Linked DNA regions of Homo sapiens: all the other regions are linked to region 3. Evidence: chromatin contacts called from ENCODE Hi-C or POLR2A ChIA-PET data. All regions are on one chromosome and are shown on one strand. Each heading gives the region's core, a stretch centred on a gene start or an enhancer-like site at or near the end of the contact. The rest is flanking DNA. Distances are from core to core; before and after follow the strand shown.

Region 1 (4,607 bases), core at 1,543-4,042, 440 kb after region 3:
GTTGCTATCATTATTGTTACCATTTTTGTAGTATTTAAATTCTATGTGTAATAGTGTTTCTATGGAAAAAGAAACTTTTTTATTTTTGTTTTTTGAGATAGAGTCTCACTCTGTTGCCCAGGCTGGAGTGCAGTGGTGCAATCTTGGCTCGCTACATCCCCTGTCTCATGGGCTAAAGTGATTCTCCTGCCTCAGTCTCCGGAATAGCTGGGATCACAGGCATTTGCCACCATGCCCAGATAATTGTTCTATTTTTAGTAGAGGCGGAGTTTCACCGTGTTGGCCAGGCTGGTCTCGAACTCCTGACCTCAGGTGATCCACCCACCTAGGCCTCCCAAAGTGCTGGGATTACAGGCCTGAGTCACCTTTTTCCACAGGCGGCCGATCTATGGAAAACATTTTTTGAATTTAAAAATGAGAGCAAGTCTCAGCCAGGTAGAGTGGCTCACACCTGAAATCCCAACACTTTGGGAGGCCAAGGAGGGACGATTGCTTGAGACCAGGAGTTCAAGCCCACCCTGGGCAATAAAGCTACACCTCTGTCTCTAAAAAAAAAAAAAAAAAAGAAAAAAAATTAAAAATGATCAGGATGTGGTGGCGCATGTCTGTAGTCCCAGCTACTCAGGAGGAGGCTGAGGTGGAAGGATACCTTGCACCCAGGAGTTTGTGGCTGCAGTGAGTCGTGATGGCACCACTGCGCTCCAGCCTGGATGACAGAGCAAGACACTGTCTCTGCCTTGGCTTTTACTCACACTATGTTGTAGAGGATTCTGGAAACTTGAGTTCCCACTGCTTTGCCTGTTGGCAGTGCAACTGAGGACTTGCCAGTTTCAAGCTCTACGGCTTGGAGCGGAAGAAAGGACAAGCAAGGTCCAGGGACTAAGGAAGCTGAGGAACAAGAATCTTGTGCTGGTGAAATGAATGTCATACTGCCTATGCACACCGACTAACTTCTCACATTAGGCCTTTCCCCAGGCCATGGTTTTCCCCACTTCAGTGCCAACAACGGACCTAGGGGTTTTTCTCCCTGCTGCCGTGTCCAGCCGAGCTCTCGCTTCTCTCTTCTCCTCCAGCTCCAAAAATAAGTCAACAGCTCTGCACTGCCTACCTTAGAGTTAATTGTGGAAATCAAATGAAATGCTGTGTAAACTCTACAGATGTTCGCTGCTATTGTTATTCTGAGCCACCTTAGCATATCTGGAAAGTGGGCTTAGTGGTTAAGGGAGATTTCCAGTTAAATGAAGCATTTAACTTATTATTTAGCAACATTAATTATTTAGTGGCATTATTTAGCATACCCTCCAAAAAGTATTTACATGTTTTACCAGTTTATCTCTTTATTCTTCTTAAGAACTCTAAGAAGGGCGCGGTAGCTCATGCCTGTAATCCCAACACTTTGGGAGGCCAAGACGGTCGGATCACCTGAGGTCTGGAGTTCAAGATCAGCCTGGCCAACATGGTGAAACCCTGTCTCTAGTAAAAATATAAAAATTAGCTGGGAGTGGTGTCGCGTGCCTGTAATCCCAGCTACTTGGGAGGCTGAGGCACAAGAATTGCTTGAACTTGGGAGGCGGAGGTTGCGGTGAGCAGAGATAGCACCACTGCACTCCAGCCTGAGCAGCAGAGTGAGACTCCATCACAAAAAAACAAAAACAAAAACAACCTAAGAAATTATTTTCTTTCTTTCTTTCCTTTTCTTTTCTCTCTTTCTCTTTCTTCTTTCTTTCTTTCTTTCTTTCTTTCTTTCTTTCTTTCTTTCTTTCTCTTTCTTTCTTTTTCTTTCTTTCTTTCTTTCTTTTTTTTTCTTCTTTCTCTGTCTCTCTCTCTCTCTCTGTTTCTTTCTTGTCTCACTCTGTTGCCCAAGTTGGAATTCAGTGGCGAAATCATGGCTCACTGCAGCAACTCTGCAGGCTCAATCAATCCTCCCACTTCAGCCTCCCTAGTAGCTGGGACTACAGGCCTGTGCCACCATGCCTGGCTAATTTTTATAGTTTTTTTTAGAGACAGGGTTTCATCATGTTGTCCAGGCTGGTCTTGAACTTAGACTCAAATAATCCACCTGCCTCAGCCTTCCAAAGTGCTTGGATTACGGGTGTGGGCCACCGCACCTGGACTACATATTCTAATTTTCTCCATTTTATACTTTTAAAAATTAAGGCTAAAAGATTGAGTAATCTGCCCAAGGTCATCCATTTTATAAGAAGTAGTGCTGGAAGTAAAACCTGATGCCAAGCCTTTGTGGTCAACCACAACATACAAGATTGCAGACAACAGATGCCTCACGTCCCTTCTCCAGTTCACAACTAAATTGGCTGTTTTCTTTCACTGTCCATTTTAATAAATTTACAAGTTTATCAATCACTAATATTTTTGTTATTGCCAAGCACCAGTTGTCTCTTTAGTGTTACATGGGGTGGGCTGAAGGAGGCTAGGGTGCTGATTCCTGTCTACAGTAAGTGCCCAAAAAATGATGGTCTCAAGAAAGGCTGGTCAGAAATGCCAACTTAAAGTTTCAGATAAAATGGAAAAACTGAAAAGTACTTACTCATTAAAGTAACTGGTGATTTTTAAGCATCTCTCTCAGTTGATTCTAGATCTCGTCCCTAGATAGCTTTCTTCCTCTCCTGTAGATCATTGTGACCAGACGGGAGATCTCAGAGCTTGGGCTATAGGGGAAATAGGTTAGCCTCTGGGTGCTGCTGTGCTTGCAAGCCAGCGTCTGGGGAGAAGATGACATTTCCGGTGGCATCTGGGGCAAACGACACAAGTCAGCATTTAGTTTCTTGCTTTAGGAAGCGGAAGACTAATGACCGAAGCTTCAAGACTTTGACATGTGTGAAAACATGAAATGGTAAGTCAATACAAAGACAGCATCTTCCTGGAATTTGGTTTTGAGCTTGTTTTCATTTCACCTTTCTCAGTAATCTGGGTGTAGCTTATTTTGACTCTTCCTTTGATTAAACAATTCAGACCCTTGGCTCTTATTGTTCTTGCTGGTGTGGTATGTTCACGGCTGAAAAGATGGTCAGAAGGGGAAAGGAGGAAGTGAGAAGAAAGAAACAGGGAAATGGTAAGAAGAACTCTACTTTTCTAAATAATATTTAATAGTAGTAATCTTGTGTTTCTGTGCAAGGTGTTACAGTTTACAAACCGCTTTTATTTTTATTTATTTATTTTTTTTGAGACGGAGTTTTGGTCTTGTTGCCCAGGCTGGAGTGCAGTGGCATGGTCTCGGCTCATTGCAACCTCTGCCTCCCAGGTTCAAGCGATTCTCCTGCTTCAGGCTCCGAGTAGCTGTGACTACATGCACCCACCACCACACCCGGCTGATTTTGTATTTTTAGTAGAGATGGTGTTTCACCATGTTGGCCAGTCTGGTCTCGAACTCCTTACCTCAGGTGATCCACCCGCCTTGGCCTCCCAAAGTGCTGGGATTATAGGGGTGAGCCACCATGGCAGGCCACAAACCGCTTTTAAATCCTTTCACTTCATCTCTCCACTGACGTCTTGATGGAAAAATGGCTCAGTCCACACTACAGGAAACCACAGGCCTGAGCCCCAGCCTCAGCTAGATCCAGTATGTGGCAGAGCAAGATAAGAACTTTCTGCTTCCTCCCTTAGTGTTCCACTTGAAACCAGCAGGTAACTCAAGGGGACAGCGTGCTTAAAAGGGAGATGGTTCGTCTGGCGCTGTGGCTCATGCCTGTAATCCCAGCACTTTGGGAGGCCGAGGCGGGTGGATCACCTGAGGTCAGGAGTTCGAGACCAGCCTGGCCAACATGGTGCAACTCCGTCTCTACTGAAAATACAAAAATTAGCTGGGCGTGGTGGTGGGCCCCTGTAATCCCAGCTACTCGGGGGGCTGAGGCAGGAGAATCGCTTGAACCCAGGAGGCGGAGGTTGCAGTGAGCCAAAATCGTCCCATTGCACTCCAGTCAGGGTGACAAGAGCAAGACTCCATCTTTAAAAAAAAAAAAAGGGTGGGGGAGATGGTCTTCTGATTGATTAGATAAGTGTAGGCATTTGTTTTCTTTTGTCTGGAATAATATGATTTCGGGGAGAGGAATATCACTTTCCCTACAAATACCAAGATGAAAAAGAAAAGGAAATAATGAATCAGAAAAAAAAGAGAGAGAGAAAATGCATGACTACAGAAGGTCCCAGTGCATGACTACAGAAGATCAGAATATACCACCCCCAGGTTCCCGTAATCCCAGGTCCTTGGGAGGCTGAGGCAGGAGAATCGCTTCAACCCAGGAGGCGTAGGTTGCAGCAAGCCGAGATTGCGCCACTGCACCTCAGCCTGGGCAACAGCGAGACTCCATCTCAAAAATAAAAAATATGCCACCCCAAAATATAGTTATTTGGCATATTTCGAGCTGATTATTCTGAGCAACTGCAGACACAAGAGTATCTCTGAAAAGCTGTCCTTTTGTAAAATAAATTTATATTTATAAAAGAAATCTACATTAGTCAAAGTATCTGTATCAGGAAGAGTCCTGCTCTCAGACAACTTTTATTACCTGGGGGATTCCAGTGTGTGTGCATATAATTAAAAATGTTTTTTCCTTTTCTTTTCTTTTTTTTTGAATTGAGATTTGGTCTCA
Region 2 (4,453 bases), core at 72-2,571, 340 kb after region 3:
TACAGGCTTTCCCTTTCTACCCTTAGGCAGGCATGGCTCTCCCTGAGTCAACAATATGCAGCCCCTAGGGTGGCCACAAGCCCAGGATCCCTCCCAGCCTGAAGGAACTGTACTCATATTGCCCTGGGTTGGCAGCCTGGGTTCTCTGCTGAGTTACCCCAAAGTGGTTTCAGGACAGCACAATTATTTATTAAGTAGCTCTGGTGCTGACCTTAAGAAAAAACAGAACAACGAAAGTATTAAGCGTAAAACCTTTCTCTTTTAATGAATGAGTAAATATTCATGTTATTATTCCTAGAAATAAGAACTCTGTCCGCCTGGGTAACATAGTGAGACACCATCTCTACAAAAAAATTAAAAAGCTAGCCAGGCGTGGTGGCATGCGCCTGTAGTCCCAGCTACTTGGGAGGCCTAAGGCAGGAGGATTGCTTGAGCCTGGGAGGTTGAGGCTGCAGTGAGTCATGGTCATGCCACTGCCCTCCAGCCTGGGTGATGCAGCAAGACCTTGTCTCAAAAAAGAAAAAAAAAAAGGAAGAAAGAAAAGAAAAGAAAAAAGAACTCTGAAGACCTTGGGAAAGAATGGTACTTAGTAGTTAGAGTTCTGTATATAAGGAAAATATTTCCAAATGCTCTATGAGGTCTGGAAAGTTATTTCACTAAGTACATTCAAAGTTGCAACAGGAGATCATTTTTTGCTGGATGGTTTTAATAATAATATACAGTGCCCCATGTATAAAGAGCTGTAGCTAATGGCAGCCATAAGGTATGTAAGCACAAAAGGGACATGTGTTTATGCTGAAGGTTTTGATTTCAAAAATAAGGCCATGTTTTAAGTTATTAGAGAGCACGATTCTTATACTATCAAGGTATTACAATGCTTTGGAGATGTCCATTAATTTATGGGCTTTTGGATTCCTGTAAGTGCTTACTTCATAATTCCTGGGTCTATATTTGCCTTGAATATCCATCAATATTCCACAAGTACTTGCTGCAACCCTATCCTCCCTACAAGCTCCCCCAGTACAAACATACAAAATTGATAAGACTCAAGGTCCTCTCTTGCCACAATCAGATCATTAACCTGCGCTGCCAACCAGAGTTTCATGGTTCTTTATTTATTTATTCATTTATAATATCTAGGATTATAGTCTAAGAAGCAGGATTCTCCAAGGAAAATGGTCACACACACACACACACACACACTCTTACATTATCACTGGCTCAGCCGGCTGGGATTAGACTTTAACTCAGGCCCTTTATTAAAATGAAGTTGCAAAAGGCCAATTTCACTTCCTCTTTCCAAGAGGTGTGAGATTCTTGCCACATCCCCAGGCCCCTACATGTTCTGTAGGTAGAAAGAAGCAAAATAATCTCCAATATGTGCAAAGTTCAGAAATCAGGGCTGCCAGAAGACAGACTGGCTATGATGGACTGTCATTTGGTATTACTAAAAAAAAAATCATGGGTCATTTACCAAAATCTCACTTTATATTCAGCTATTTTAGTATCACATTGACAAAGTACAGGGTTAGAAATACAAACAAATTTAGAAATGAGGAGGTAAAGCTAGGGGAAAACTAAAAGGCTAGAGGGTGGTTCATATAAAACCTAATTTAAAAATCTATGAGATTTTAAAATACGTGGGGAGTTTACAATCTAGTCTCCTATATTAACACTTCTGAACATTACACATAGTTAGCCATCAAATATTTATTGAGTTCTTCTAATGTGCCAGCCAATGCTCTAGGTGCTGAATATAGTGAACACACCAGAAAAAGTCCTGCCCTTAAGGAGGTTATAAGGCGGAGATGACAATGAACAAATAAACATACAAGGTGAATAACACATAAAATATATAATAAATGTTAAATAATATAGACTATGAAATATGAACATATATTAATAAACTTTTATTGTTCATTATATATTAATAAAATATATAAATATATTAAATGTTATATAAAATAATGAAAATATACAATAAATCAGGCAAGTATTATGACAAAAATTAAGTAGGATAAAGGGCAGTGGTGTACCTAGTGCATCTGACACCCTGAGCAGATCAATTTTTAAATATCTGCCTCCTTTATATGACAAATTATTATATGAAAAATTATATTAAATAATCGTGAAATGAAACATGCAGCAGAGTCTAAGAGGGCCCCCATGATGCCCACTGGTATGATTTGGGTCTGTGGCCTGCCCAAATCTCATCTTGAATTGTAATCCTCAGTGTTGGAGAAGGGGCCAGGTGGGAGGTGATTGGATCGTGGGGGTGGATTACCCCCTTGCTGTTCTCATGATAGTGAGTGATTTCTTGCAAGATTTGGTTGTTTAAAACTGTGTGGCACCTCCCCGCTCTCTCTTTGTCCTGCTCCTGTCATGTAAGACTTGCCAGTTTCCCCTTCACCTTCTGCCATGATTGAAAGTTTCCTGAAGCTTCTTCAGCCTTGCTTCTTGTACAGCCCGTGGCACTGTGAGCCAATTAAACATCTTTTCTTTACAAATTTCCCAGTCTTAGGCAATCCTTTACAGCCGTGTAAGAACAGACTAATACACCCACCTTATGCTATTCATGTCTTGTGTAAATCCCCTCCCCTTGAGTGTGGGTGAGACTTGTTAATTGCTTCTAACCAGTAGAATATGGCAAAGCTGATGGGATACGATTGTGCAACATAAAATTGTACCCCATCTTGCTTGGAGATGCTCACTCTTGCTAGCTTTTCTGGGTAGTGGGAGGGAGATGGTCTTGATCTCTTGTCCAGGCTGGAGTGCAGTGGCATGATCACAGCTCACTGTAGTCTTGACCCCTTGGGCCCAAGCAATTCTTCCACCTCAGCCTCCCAAGTAGCTGGGACCACAGGTGTGTGCCCCTGGCTATTTTTTTCTATTTTTTGTAGAGTCTCATTATGTTACTTAGGCTGGTATCAAACTCCTGGGCTCAAGTGATCCTCTCACTTTGTCCTCCCAAAGTTTTGGAATTACAGGCATGAGCCACCACACATGGCCTCTTGCTTACTTTAAGAAAGCAAAGGTCATGTTGAGAAAGCCCCATGGCAAGGAGCAGAGGGCAGTCCAAGACCAATATCCAGCAAGAGACTGAGGCCCTCAGTCCAATATCCCATGAGTTACTGAATCTTGTTAACTACTACCTGAGCTTGGAAGTGGATCCTTGCTCAGTCTAACCTCAGCTGACACCTTGATTGCATCCTTGTGAGACCCTGAAGTGGAGGACACAGTCAAGCCATGCCCTGATTCCTGACCCACTAAAACTGTGATTTTGTTTATCTTTTCCAAAAACCAACTTTTTATTTCTTTGATATTCTGTATTTTTTAGTCTCAAGTTCATTTATTTCTGCTCTGATCTTTTTTACTTTCCTTCTGTGTATTTTGGGTCTGTTTTGTTTTTGCTTTCCTAATTCCTTTATGTTTATTTGAAGTATTTCTACTTTTTTGAATAAAAATTATTTATATTTAATTTTATATTTCTTTCTGCTTTTTGATATAGGCATTTATTGCTATAAATTTCCCTCTTACTACTGCTTTTGCTGTATCCCATAGATTTTGGTATATTGTATTTCCATTTTTATTCTTTTCAAGAAATTTTAAAATTTTCTTCTTAATTTCTTCATTGACCCATTGGTGGTTCAGGAGCATGTTGTTTAATTTCCATGTGTTTGGGAAGATTTAGAGGTTCCTCTTGTTATTGATCTCTAGGTTTATTCCACTGTGGTCAGAAAAAACCATTTGATACATGATGTAATTTCTACTTTTTTGAATGTATTCAGACCTTTTTTGTGGCCTAAGATATAATCTATTCAGGAGAATGTTCCATATACTAATGAAAAGAATGTGTATTCTGCAGGATTTGAGTGAAATGTTCTGTAATTGTCATACCTATCCGGTCTACTGTGCTGTGTAGTTCAACTCCAAAGTTTCTTTGTTAATTTTCTGTCAGGATAATCTGTCGGTTTCCTGAGAGTAGAGTGTTAAAGTCCCTTGCTATTAGTGTATTTCAATCCATCTTTTCCTTTAGCTCTATTAATGTTTGCTTTATATACTTAGGGGCCCTAGTGTTGCGTGCATAGATATTTATAATTGTTATATTTTCTTGCTGAATTCACCCCTTTATTATTATTTAGTGACCTTCTTTGTCTCTTTTTGCAGTCTTTGATTTGTAGTCTATTTTATCTAAGTACGGCTACTCCTGCTTTGTTTTGGCTTCCAGTGGTATGAAATATCTTTTCACCCCTTCACTTTCAGTCTGTATGTTTTTGTTTTTGTTTTGAGACAGGGTCTTGCACTGTTGTCCGGGCTGGAGTACAGTGGCATGATCTTGACTCACTGCAACCTCCACCCCCCAGGTTCAAGCGATTCTCCTGCCTCAGCCTCCCTAGTAGCTGGGATTGCAGGCTCCTGCCACCACACCCAGCTAATTTTGTATTTTTTTAGT
Region 3 (4,614 bases), core at 1,090-3,589:
TGTGTATGAAGCCCTGCTCTGGTGTCCTGCTGAATGCAGCTCTGGAGGAGGCTGTGGTTAACACTGCAGGGGCTTCCAGAGGGCTTGGCCTTGGGTTCACCTGGAATCTGCAATCCTGGATGCCTATCCCAGGATCCAGGTATGTGGGTAGTGTACCTAAGTAGAAGACCCTCCTTCAGTGTGTTTGACTTCTGTGATCACAAGCAGCCAGTCAAATGGGAGGTAGGAGACATTTCCCTTGTGGCTTATGGAATCAGTACTGTGCTTTTGCAGTACTGGTGCTGGGCTGATAACTGCAAAGAAGTAAGACTGTGAGTGATGAAAGGCTCAATCAGGGGTTTGATGATTCTGGAGGTGGTGGTCTGGGGAACAGACAGGGAAGGTGGCATGGAAGAGGTGGGGTCTGAGGAGGCCTAGAAGGATGGGTCAGATCTGGTTTAGGTGGAGGAGGGTTGATGGCTTCTCTTAACAGGATCCATCTTAACTTCTGAGAGATACAGATGGATAGCAGAATAGTAGGATGGGAATTGCTGTGGCACCTTTCTTGAATGGCACATCAAAGCCCAGACCTGTTCACTCAGGAGAGATCTTGGGATGGAGAACAGTGGTAGAATTGTTATTTGGTTTGTCTCTTAAAGATTCTTAAATTTTATGTGACACTTCAGCATTTAAACTTCATGCTGTCGAAATACCAACGTGAGAGGTCAGAGGAAAAGAAGATAAAGAGTGCAGGCACTCAGGCAGTTGACATGGGTAAAACTAAATATTTGGGCCTCACTAGAATCTTTCTATTGGTTTACTATCTCTTCAGAGAATAGTGTAAATGAGGAAGATATGCCTGAGTCCTGGGGTCTATTTTAACCTACCACTTATAGCTTGCTTTATTGACATTTCAGATCACCCAAGCCAGTGAACACATTCATGATGATCCTGAAGCTGATCGTGGGGGAAAATGTTTTATAAAACTAGGGGCATCCTTTGGGTGGATGAAACCGATGAAATCAGGATGAAACAAGCAGATTAATAAGGGTTGAGCATAGGCCATAAGAAATATTAAAAAACATATAAAACTGTCATCAATGATAAAATATTCTCCGCTACTAACAAGTTACTGAAATATATCAAACGTTCTTCTGATCCTTGGCTGGTTCTCTTTGAGGAATGAGTCGCTGCAGTTAGTTTCTGCCACCTCGGGATGGAGACCAGTGGGCTCCGGGCAGAGCACTGAGGAGGCACTTGCTAAATGTTCACTGAATGAAAAGCGAGTAAAGCTGGAGACTGTTGTGGCCATGCATTGTCCATGAACACCAGGCAAAAGTTATAAATTAATTTGATTGTAAATTAATTTGATATTATAAAAGGAAAACTAAAACCATTCTGTAACCAGAGTAGTGGAAATACACGAAAATAGATGACTCCGTCATACCATCGATCCTGTACTAGAACAGAATTTGCAATACCATTTAGAATACTTCTGGAACTCTGTCCCAGTAAGAGCAATAGAAGATGAGCTTTTATCACAACAAAGTGCTCTGAGCTGTATAGTTTTCTTGACTTGTTTTTTTTTTTTTTTTTTTTTTTTTTGAGACAGAGTCTTGCTCTATTGCCAGGCCTGGAGTGCAGTGGCACAATCTCAGCTCACTGCAACCTCTGCCTCCTGGGTTCAAGCAATTTTCCTGTCTCAGCCTCCTGAGTAGCTGGGATTACAGGTGTGCACCACCACGCCCAACTATTTTTTGTATTTTTAGTAGAGACGGGGTTTTACCATGTTGGCCAGGCTGGTCTCGAACTTCTGACCTCAGGTGATCTGCCTGCCTCAGCCTCCCAAAGTGCTGGGATTTCAGGGGTGAGCCACCATGCCTGACCCTTCTTGACATTTTCAGTTTATCTTATTTGACCCTTGCAACTGTGTTCAGTGAGATATTTAGAGCAGCTGTTACTTGGATAGGAAAACAAAGAGCTGAAAAGGTTAAATTACATGCCCAAAGTTATGTCAATAATGACATAACTCAGACTCTGTGCTGTTTCCAGTAACCTCTATCAGGTCCCCTCTTATGGAATCCAGTAATGATGTGGACTTTACTGAGTAAACCCCTAGCACTGCAAACCATTGAGTGTGGATTCAGTGGTGCTACAGACTGAATGTTGTGTCCTACCCAAAATCCATATGTTGAAATCCTAATCCCCACTGTGATGGTATGTGGAGACGGGGCCTTTGGGAGGTAACTGGGCCATGAGGGTGGAGCCCTCATGCTGGGATTACTACCCTTATTAAAAAGGAACAGGAAAGAGCTGCTTCTTCCCCCACCCCACCCCCGTTCTCTCTGGCTCTTTTTCTGTCTGTCTCTGTCCTCTGCCACGTGAGGATACAGTGAGACAACAGCCATCTGCAAACCAGGAAGAGGGCCCTCACCAAACACCAGGTCTGCTGGCTTCTTGATCATGGACTTATCAGTGTCCAGAACTGTGAGAAATAAATGTTTCTTGTTTAAGCCACCCAGTGTATGGTATTCTTAAAATAGCCTCCTGAACTAAGAGACATGAAAACTAGAATTGGTCTGCCTATCAGTGGGATTATAAATGTGCAGTGTATTTTAAAGAGTTGATCTCCAAAGTACAGTACTTAGCACGTAATATGAAGTTAATAAATGTTTGCTAGATAAAGGAACGAATGCAGGCAGTATAGAATGAGAATGAAGTATCCAGATGAAGCCTTAAGTTTGGCTGAAAGCACTTGTCTGAACATTTAAAGACCTTTTCATCATCAATGAGGATTATTTTAATTCCCTTTTATAGGATTGTGTTCAGAGTGTTCCTCCCCAAAATGTTTTTTGAATACCAAATGAATGTAAAAAGGAATAGGGTTATAATGTTCTGTTTCTCATGTGGAACTCCCTTGTTCATGGCAGTTCAAATAGACTAATATTAGCTAATATTTATATACATCCTACTGTGTGGCAGGCACTTTACCAAGGGTTTTGCATATATTATCTCAATCCTAGAAACATGCAGAATAGGTTTTCCTGTGAAGCTGGGGGTCAAGCAGAAGCTAGTCTGACTTAGACGCTCATATTCTTCCTCGTACACTGCAGTGGTTGCTGAGCCACTGTCAGGATAACACAAGAGCACAGCGGCTGGAGAAGGCAGGCTGGCAGCTGGCATTTCTTCGGTATTACTACCACCTACTGGATGTTCAGAAAATAACAGTATGCATGTGGCAGAAAGCATTCTGATAGGAATAAAAATGAAAGTGAATTTTAATTTCTTAAGATTTTCGGCCAGGCGCGGTGGCTCACGCCTGTAATCCTAGCAGTTTGGGAGGCCAAGGCGGGCAGATTGCCTGAGCTCAGGAGTTCGAGACCAATCTGGGCAACATGGCAAAACCCCATCACTACTAAAATACAGAAAATTAGCTGGGCATGGTGGTGCATGCCTGTATTCCCAGCAACTCCGAAGGCTGAGGCACGAAAATCACTTGAGCCTGGGAGGCAGAGGTTGCAGTGAGCTGAGATTGCACCACTGCACTCCAGCCTGAGCAATAGAGTGAGACCCTGTCTCAAACAAAAAAAGATTTTGACTGCTTAGTATCTGTAAAAGTCTCCTTCTAGTGCATATAGCAAAAATGAAGATGTAATCTTTGATCATGTTGTTCAGTATTGAAACCTGGGAGGAGGATATAGTGAAAGGAGGGAGTACGGCAGACAGTTTGTTACGGCAAGTTCATTCAGCCAGCATACAGGTCCTGGTGGCCTTCTCTGTGCCAGTCACTGTGGTGGTTGGCTTGAGTAGTTGGCAGACAGGAAGGGATGTCAGTGCTTATTTGGGCCCTGTTATGAGACATTGGATTTACTCTGTCCTGTAGCCTGACAGTCCTGGGCCACGGTCACGTAGGGAAGCTGTGGAATCATGGTGGAGTGTCCAGACAGGGAGCATACCTCAAAGTCAGTGCCTAACTATGGCTAGGTCAGAACTCCCATCTTCCTACATCAAGGACAGCCCCCTTCCTAATGTGTCACAAGGTCTTTCTAGGGACTTGTGGGGGAGTGTGTGGGCAGCATTTTTCCTCCCCTCAGTACTTCAGTGCATGAGACCTAGATTTAAGCTAAATATTGACTAAATTTTGAAGAGGAGGTGTCACAAAAATGCATTTAGAAAGGAATGTGCAGAAAGGGCTGTTCTTCCTTGAGAGAGGGGGGTGTGTGTGTGCATGGACATGGTGGGCAATGCTGTTTGTGTGTAATATTCAGGTCGGCTTTACTGGCCTACAGAGATACCTGCTTTTCTTCTACTTCCCCTTCTCAGTTTCTAACATCAGTGAGTCATTTTGATGTTTACTTTATGAGGCCTCTTTAAGTGGTAAAATACAGTGATTTTGTTTAGTCTCACTTGGATAATTGAATATGCATTTCTGTAACATCAGAGAAAAACTATATTTAACTATTAAGTCAACACAGACCCTGAATTATGATGAAGTAGCACACTTGCAATGGCAAAAAGCCAAGTTGACACCAAGAAGTGTCATAGTTTTGTGGTCATTGATTTGATTTCTCAAAGATTATGCCATGTTCAGTTATGTCTTTTCTACACTTTGTACCAAGCCTTTTGTGAGTGCTA

The links. Hi-C counts contacts between places; a loop is a spot of excess contacts on that map. ChIA-PET counts read pairs that join two places held with the same protein, here RNA polymerase II (POLR2A). Pooled maps may share reads with other maps.
Region 1: a loop to region 3 is called in a map with no recorded cell type, with 2.3 times the contacts of the local background. The contact joins the promoter of PCED1B-AS1 here to the enhancer-like site in region 3. A Hi-C loop is called at or near these places in 2 of 37 single-sample maps with no recorded cell type and 2 of 50 pooled maps. POLR2A ChIA-PET finds 5 or more read pairs at or near these places in 1 of 52 experiments (activated B cell).
Region 2: a map of body of pancreas shows a loop between it and region 3 (3-fold over the local background). The contact joins two enhancer-like sites. A Hi-C loop is called at or near these places in 1 of 168 maps with a recorded cell type or tissue (body of pancreas) and 4 of 50 pooled maps. POLR2A ChIA-PET finds 5 or more read pairs at or near these places in 1 of 52 experiments (CD4-positive, alpha-beta T cell).

The regions. Positions count from the first base shown.
Region 1 is chr12:47,214,628-47,219,234 of GRCh38, reverse strand. It overlaps PCED1B-AS1 (PCED1B antisense RNA 1), which reads left to right and starts at 2,792. Exons shown (of 3, transcript NR_026544.1): 1 at 2,792-2,851; 2 at 2,971-3,070. It overlaps PCED1B (PC-esterase domain containing 1B), which reads right to left. Exons shown (of 4, transcript NM_138371.3): 3 at 2,546-3,013.
Region 2 is chr12:47,309,804-47,314,256 of GRCh38, reverse strand. No RefSeq gene overlaps it. Among named protein-coding and RNA genes, the nearest start is that of LINC02416, 42 kb to the left of the region's middle. RefSeq lists an enhancer at 1,389-1,438. Within about 2 kb of position 1,321, at least 3 of the 41 ENCODE cell types and tissues checked have a DNase peak (open chromatin) inside an H3K27ac peak, as active enhancers do.
Region 3 is chr12:47,650,390-47,655,003 of GRCh38, reverse strand. No RefSeq gene overlaps it. Among named protein-coding and RNA genes, the nearest start is that of RPAP3, 53 kb to the left of the region's middle. Within about 2 kb of position 2,339, at least 4 of the 41 ENCODE cell types and tissues checked have a DNase peak (open chromatin) inside an H3K27ac peak, as active enhancers do.